2 separate regions of the Homo sapiens genome follow, and region 1 is linked to region 2. A link is an interaction called in ENCODE POLR2A ChIA-PET data of the cell type or tissue named here. Cell type or tissue: PC-9. All regions are shown on one strand. Each heading gives the region's core, and the rest is flanking DNA. Links, peaks and the distances in the headings are about the cores only. Region 1 has its middle 11 kb from the start of GAST. Region 2 overlaps TNS4 (tensin 4).

Region 1 (2,908 bases), core at 145-2,644, 1.2 Mb after region 2:
TAAAAATACAAAAAATTAGCTGGGCGTGGTGGTGGATGCCTGTAGTCCCAGCTACTCGGGAGGCTGAGGCAGGAGAATGGCATGAACCCAGGAGGCGGAGCTTGCAGTGAGCCGAGATCGGGCCACTGGACTCCAGCCTGGGCGACAGAGCGAGACTCCGTCTCAAAAAAAAAAAAAAAATACAAAAATTAGCTGGGCGTGGTGGCGGGCGCCTGTAATCCCAGCTAATTGGGAGGCTGAGGCAGGAGAATCGCTTGAACCCAGAAGGCAGAGGTTGTAGTGAGCCGAGATAACGCCACTACACTCCAGCCTGGGCAACACAGCAAGACACCGTCTCAAAAAAATAAATAAATAAAATTAAAAAAAATAAAGTCTGCTAATTTTATGGTCTAAAGTGCTGCATTTCAAACTTTTTTCTTTTTTTTTTTTGAGACTGAATCTCGCTCTGTTGCCCAGGCTGGAGTGCAGTGGCACAATCTTGGCTCACTGCAAGCTCCACCTCCCAGGTTCATGCCATTCTCCTGCCTCAGCCTCCCGAGTAGCTGGGACTACAGGTGCCTGCCACCACGCTCGGCTAATTTTTTTTTTTTTTTGTAATTTTAGTAGAGACGGGGTTTCACCTGTGTTAGCCAGGATGGTCTCAATCTCCTGACCTCGTGATCCACCCACCTCAGTCTCCCAAAGTGCTGGGATTAGAGGCATGAGCCACCGAGCCCGGCCCTTTTCTTTTCTTTTTTTCTTTTTTTTTTTTTTTTTGAGACAGTCTTGCTCTGTCACCCAGTCTGGAGTGCAGAGGCACGATCCCAGCTCACTATAACCTCAGCCTCTTGGATTCAAGCGATTCCTGTGCCTCAGCCTCCCAAGTAGCTGGGATTACAGGCATGCACCAACACGCCCAGCTAATTTTTGTATTTTTAGTAGAGATGGGGTTTCATCATGTTGGCCAGGCTGGTCTCAAACACCTGACCCTCAAATGATCCACCCGCCTCAGCCTCCCAAAGTGCTGGGATTACAGGCGTGAGCCACTGCATCAGGCTATATCAGACTTTTTTTCAAGACAGGGTCTGGTTCTGTTACCCAAGATGGAGTGCAGTGGTGTGGTCATGGCTCGTTACAACTTCCGCCTCCCAAGCTCAAGTGATCCTCCTGCCTCAGCCTCCTGAGTAACTGGGACTACAGGCATGCCCCATCATGCCTGGCTAATTTTTGTATTTTTTGTAGAGGTGGGATCTCACTATGTTGTCCAGGCTGGTCTTGAACTCCTGGGCTTAAGTGATCCTCCCACTTTGCCCTCCCAAAGTGCTAGGATTATAGGCGTGAGCCACTGCATCTGGCCTTGAAACTGTTTAAAATGAAGATTGTTAAAATGGAGATTGATTCAGTAGATCTGGGGTAGAGCCTGAAATTCTGCACATCTATCAAGCTCCCAGGTGATGCTGAGCAGCAAAAATCTTTAGTTCTGTCTCCAAGGTGGGCAAGTCATAATCTCCCTGAACCTTATATTCCCCTTGTGCTTGTTTCCTCCTATATCACAGAAATGGAGCGAGAATTAATAACTAGACACACAAAGGGCATCATGTTTATGTTCAATGTTCACTTATTTTTCAACCTCTGTGCTCCCTCTGCTTCCTGTTTTTAACCAATTGCCCATTATGGGTATAAATTAACCATAAAGGACTATGATTAAAGACAATTTAAACTGTGCAGTGACCCGGGCTGCTGTGACTGGGTAACGGCTGGCAAGAGTGGCTGTGGATTGAGGGAGCCCGTTTGGACACCTGGGTGCCGCAGGGTCACGGCTCCTGCGTGTGGACCTCCTGTCCAACAAGCACTCTGTTTTAAAGGAGATTTTTTAATTTTACTATTTTTTAGAGTTGGAGTCTTACTCTGTCACCTAGGCTAGGGTGCAGTGTCACCATCTTAGCTCACTGCAACCTCCTCCTCCTGGGTTCAAGCCATTTTCCTGCCTCAGCCTCCTGAGTAGCTGGGATTACAGGCATGTGCCACCATGCCTGGCTAATTTTGTATTTTTAGTAGAGACGGGGTTTCTCCATATTGGTCAGGCTGGTCTTGAAAACCTGACCTCAGGTGATCCACCCGCCTTAGCATCCCAAAGTGTTGGGATTACAGGCGTGAGCCACTGCGCCAGGCCAATTTTTTTTTTTTTTTTTAAGACACAGTCTCACTCTGTTGCCCAGGCTGAGTACAGTGATCATAGCTCACTGCAGCCTCCAACTCCTGGTCTCAAGGGATGCTCCCACCTTGGCCTCTCAAAGTGCTGGAATTACACCCAACCAAAAAATCCATTCTTAATCTTAGCAACTCTATCATTTTTTTCTGTTTTTCTCAATCATTAATCTCCGATTTTATTATTTTTCTTTCTTCCTTATTTTCCTTGATTTTGTGGCTCTTTTTCTAACTTCTTGAGTTTAAAGATTCACACATTTATTTTAGTTCCTTTGTTTAATAATGAATGTTTTGTTTTATTTTGTTTGAGATAGGCCCTGGAGTGCACCAGACCCTATCACCCAGGCTGGAGTGCACTAGTGCAATCTGATCATAGCTCACTGCAGCCTCCAACTCCCGGGCTCAAGCAATCCTCTCGCCTCAGCCTCCCAAGTAGCTGGGACTTCAGGTTCACATTGCCACACCTGGCTTTTTTTTTAAGTAGAGACAGGGTCTCGCTATGTTGCCCAGGCTGGTCTCAGACTCCTGGGCTCAAGTGATCCTCTTACCTCAGCCTCCCAAAGTGCTGGGATTATTGCCGTGATCCACCATTACCGGCCATGAATACTTTTTAATGCTCTAAATTAGATTTGGTCCAGGCGCGGTGGTTCACATCTGTAATCCCAGCACTTTGGGAGGCCAAGGCGGGCAGATTGCTTAAACCTAGGAGTTCGGGACCAGC
Region 2 (2,908 bases), core at 133-2,632:
GGTTTGGTGCATCTAGAACTCAGAAGTGCCCTTGTATCCTTGGTAATGAATAAGGAATGAATAGATACAACCTCAGTTTAAGGAGAAATGGTTTCTTAAATCTACTGTTGAGTCCCCTGGTGAGGACTGAAATAAGAGATAAACAAGGAATTCTCAAATGCATCATGTTTGATATTACATTCTCCTTCGTCTTCATAATCCTAAGAATTCCTTACGGGAATATTCAGCTTGGAAAAGAAAATGGCAGAAAACGTGAAGGAGAGGAAAATAGCAGATCTGGGCAGAAAAACATGCCCCTGGGAGGCGGGAGCCTGGATCTTGACTCTGATATGGGATAACTGAAGCTCAGAGGGGACCAAGTGGACTAAACAGCTTCTGAGGGTCTTTAATGTTCTAGTAGTCTATGGAATTAAAATGAATTTTGTTTTAGGAATATTTTGCAGAATTTGATAAGATCTGGGGGTATAGTTGGTGATATTATGGGACCAAAGCAGGATGGGAATATCACTAGGCTAAGTAAATGTGCGCTTTGGGATGCCAAAATGGCCATTTCCCTGGGTCCCTAAGGCAGAGAGCAGTAGCTGTCAACCTTGGCGGCTTGAAAAGGAGTGTTGTGACCACTTACTCTCAAGTAACTCATTCAAAAAAAGTACTAAAATCTGCAAATGATTTGTCCTAGGAAAGCGATCAGGGCAGATGCAAAGGCACGCCAGAAGTGTCATTTTCTCCTGCTTGCCTCCACATGGCTTCGTGAGTGGGAGTGAGCAGTGGGCTATAGTAAACATTCCACCCCCACCCCCTCTGGAGTCGCCTTGATGCCTGTGAGCGTCATGGCCAAGTGGGGGCTGAGAAGCCCCCCGATGGCCGAGGGAGGGGGAACAGGGGGTTGGCAGGGGACTCTGCTCATGGGAGAGGCATCCACAGGGTGCTAGAGCTTAGCTTCTGGGTTTACTGCTTGGGTTTGTTCTTCTTGGACGCCTGTGATCTCAGACTCCGGGAAGGAGGGTGTTTGCTGTTTTGTGGTTTTCGGCTGTCTGAACTGGAATGCATTGTCTCTATTACCCCATCCACCCCCTCTGTGTTCTCATCATCTGCGAACGTCAGAGTCAGAACTGACTCGCCCTCTTGCTCTCCTTGAGTTAGTCATCAAGCACATCCTGAGGGTCGCCTGGTTCTGTCCTCTCTCCTCCACTCCCACTGCCCTATCCCGGTTCAGGACCCTGCTATCCGTTGAGCTGCCAGGGTGATCCATTGAGCGAGCACCTCTGACCCCATCACTCTCCTGTGTGAGGAGGCTCTCTGATGGTACCCTATTGCTTAAAAGGCAAATTCCATTTTTTTTTTTTTTTTTAGCTTGGCATTTAAGGCCTTTCACAATCTGGTTTCAAATTACTCTCAATGACTTGAACCTGCACCCAACATTCCGGCATTTCCTGAACATGCCATGCGCTTCCACACCTTCATGACTGTGGACCCCCTGCTTTCTCTGCTGGGAATGCCTTTCCTCTCCTTCTCTGGCCACAAACTTCTGATCCATTTCCCAGATCCAGCTCGGATGTCGCTTCCTCTGTTCTCCAGACTGAAAGAATCATTCCTTCAGCTTTGGCCAATATGATTGAGAATATCTCTTTACCTCCGCGTTTATCCTACCCTACCGTGATGATTTGTTTTTGTCTCTTTCTAAACTGTTTCCCTCTGTGTGTCCTCACTACCTGGCATAGTGCCAGACACACAATAGTTGCTCAATAAATGTGTTGACTGGCTGTTGCAGAAACCCACTGGCACTTTGTCTATTCCCCAAATCTTACATTGCTTCAAATATTGGTTTACGACGTACCCTCTGGGCATGTGGTAAAGGGGGCATCTGACAGGGTCTGGCTGTTGCTCCTGGTGGCTGGACAGGGGTTGCTGGGAGAAGCAGCTCCAGGTTGAACGGAGTTCTGGTGTCCTGGGGTCCGCTGGGGTGGAGAAGACCCTGGTTCTGGGCAGCCGTTGATCAGCACAATGGGTATGTCCACCATGGAGTTGGTGATGGATGGGGGGCAGCTGCTGGCATGTTCTTTGGCCAGTGGTGGAGAGTGGGGTGTTCTGGGTTGGCCCATGGTTAGGGTGGGGTTTCTGGGAGCCTGGAAGTCACTGGGTCTTGTACACAGGGACACTGAGCCAAGGCTGTGGAGGCTGGAGGAAGAGTTGGCTGGACTTTCCAAGGATCTGGAAGATGACTGATGGCTGGAGTTGCTGGAGTGCAGGAGGGACTGGCTGCTGCAGCGGGAGAGAGTCAGACAGGGTGTTAGGGCAACAGGTGGCTCAGGGGCTAGAGTCAGGCTCCGGATCTGGTGATCTGGGTTCCCATGGCTTTAAAGGCCAAATAGAACACTGCATACCCCACCCCCTACAGCCCACAGCAAAGTGCATGCCCACCTAATCCTCAAGGGATGGTAAGGATACAGAAATGTCCTTGGATGGTAGGGTCTTTGGTCACTTAAAGTAGCCAATGAGCTGACCCCTGCAGGCTTTGGGCATAGGCTGGCCCACATTCCGTCTGCCTTCCCAGCCAGGCCGTTCTGACTGAGCTGTCGGATCAGGATCCCTTCAGGCCCCCATGACTCCCAGGAGCCCTGCAGATGGGCTGAACCTACGCTGGACCACACCGTGGCTGATGCAGAGGGAACTCCCCAGCTGCAGGAGAAGGCCAGCTTCACATCCAGCCAGACTTCTTCCTGAGCTCAGGGGCCTGTGCCAGTGGGCATGGCTGTGGAATCCCCAGCCTCTGTGCCAGGGACTGCCTTGGCCAGTGGCTTTGGAGGTGGAGTGGGAAGCAGAGTCCTGTGGTTCGGTCTTCCTGGGGCAGAATGGGTGCGCATGTGCCTGCAGTTCTGCTGTGAGGTCTATAGAGAACTGAGCTGGG

Evidence for each region. ChIA-PET counts read pairs that join two places held together with the same protein. Peaks named below come from ENCODE experiments on the same cell type or tissue, not always from the same donor. Only the 100,000 strongest peaks of a DNase experiment are listed, where the experiment ranks them.
Region 1: POLR2A ChIA-PET joins it to region 2 with 5 read pairs; 4 of 35 experiments call an interaction of 5 or more read pairs at or near these places.

Annotation. Positions count from the first base shown.
Region 1 is chr17:41,699,794-41,702,701 of GRCh38, forward strand. No RefSeq gene overlaps it. Among named protein-coding and RNA genes, the nearest start is that of GAST, 11 kb to the right of the region's middle. In PC-9, for the core only: no CTCF peak of the experiment used is centred there; no DNase peak of the experiment used is centred there.
Region 2 is chr17:40,485,199-40,488,106 of GRCh38, forward strand. TNS4 (tensin 4) reads right to left here. Exons shown (of 13, transcript NM_032865.6): 4 at 1,838-2,262. Among named protein-coding and RNA genes, the nearest start is that of TNS4, 15 kb to the right of the region's middle. In PC-9, for the core only: no CTCF peak of the experiment used is centred there; DNase peaks (open chromatin) are centred at 1,073 and 1,393; H3K4me3 peaks cover 1,009 bases; H3K27ac peaks cover 2,308 bases.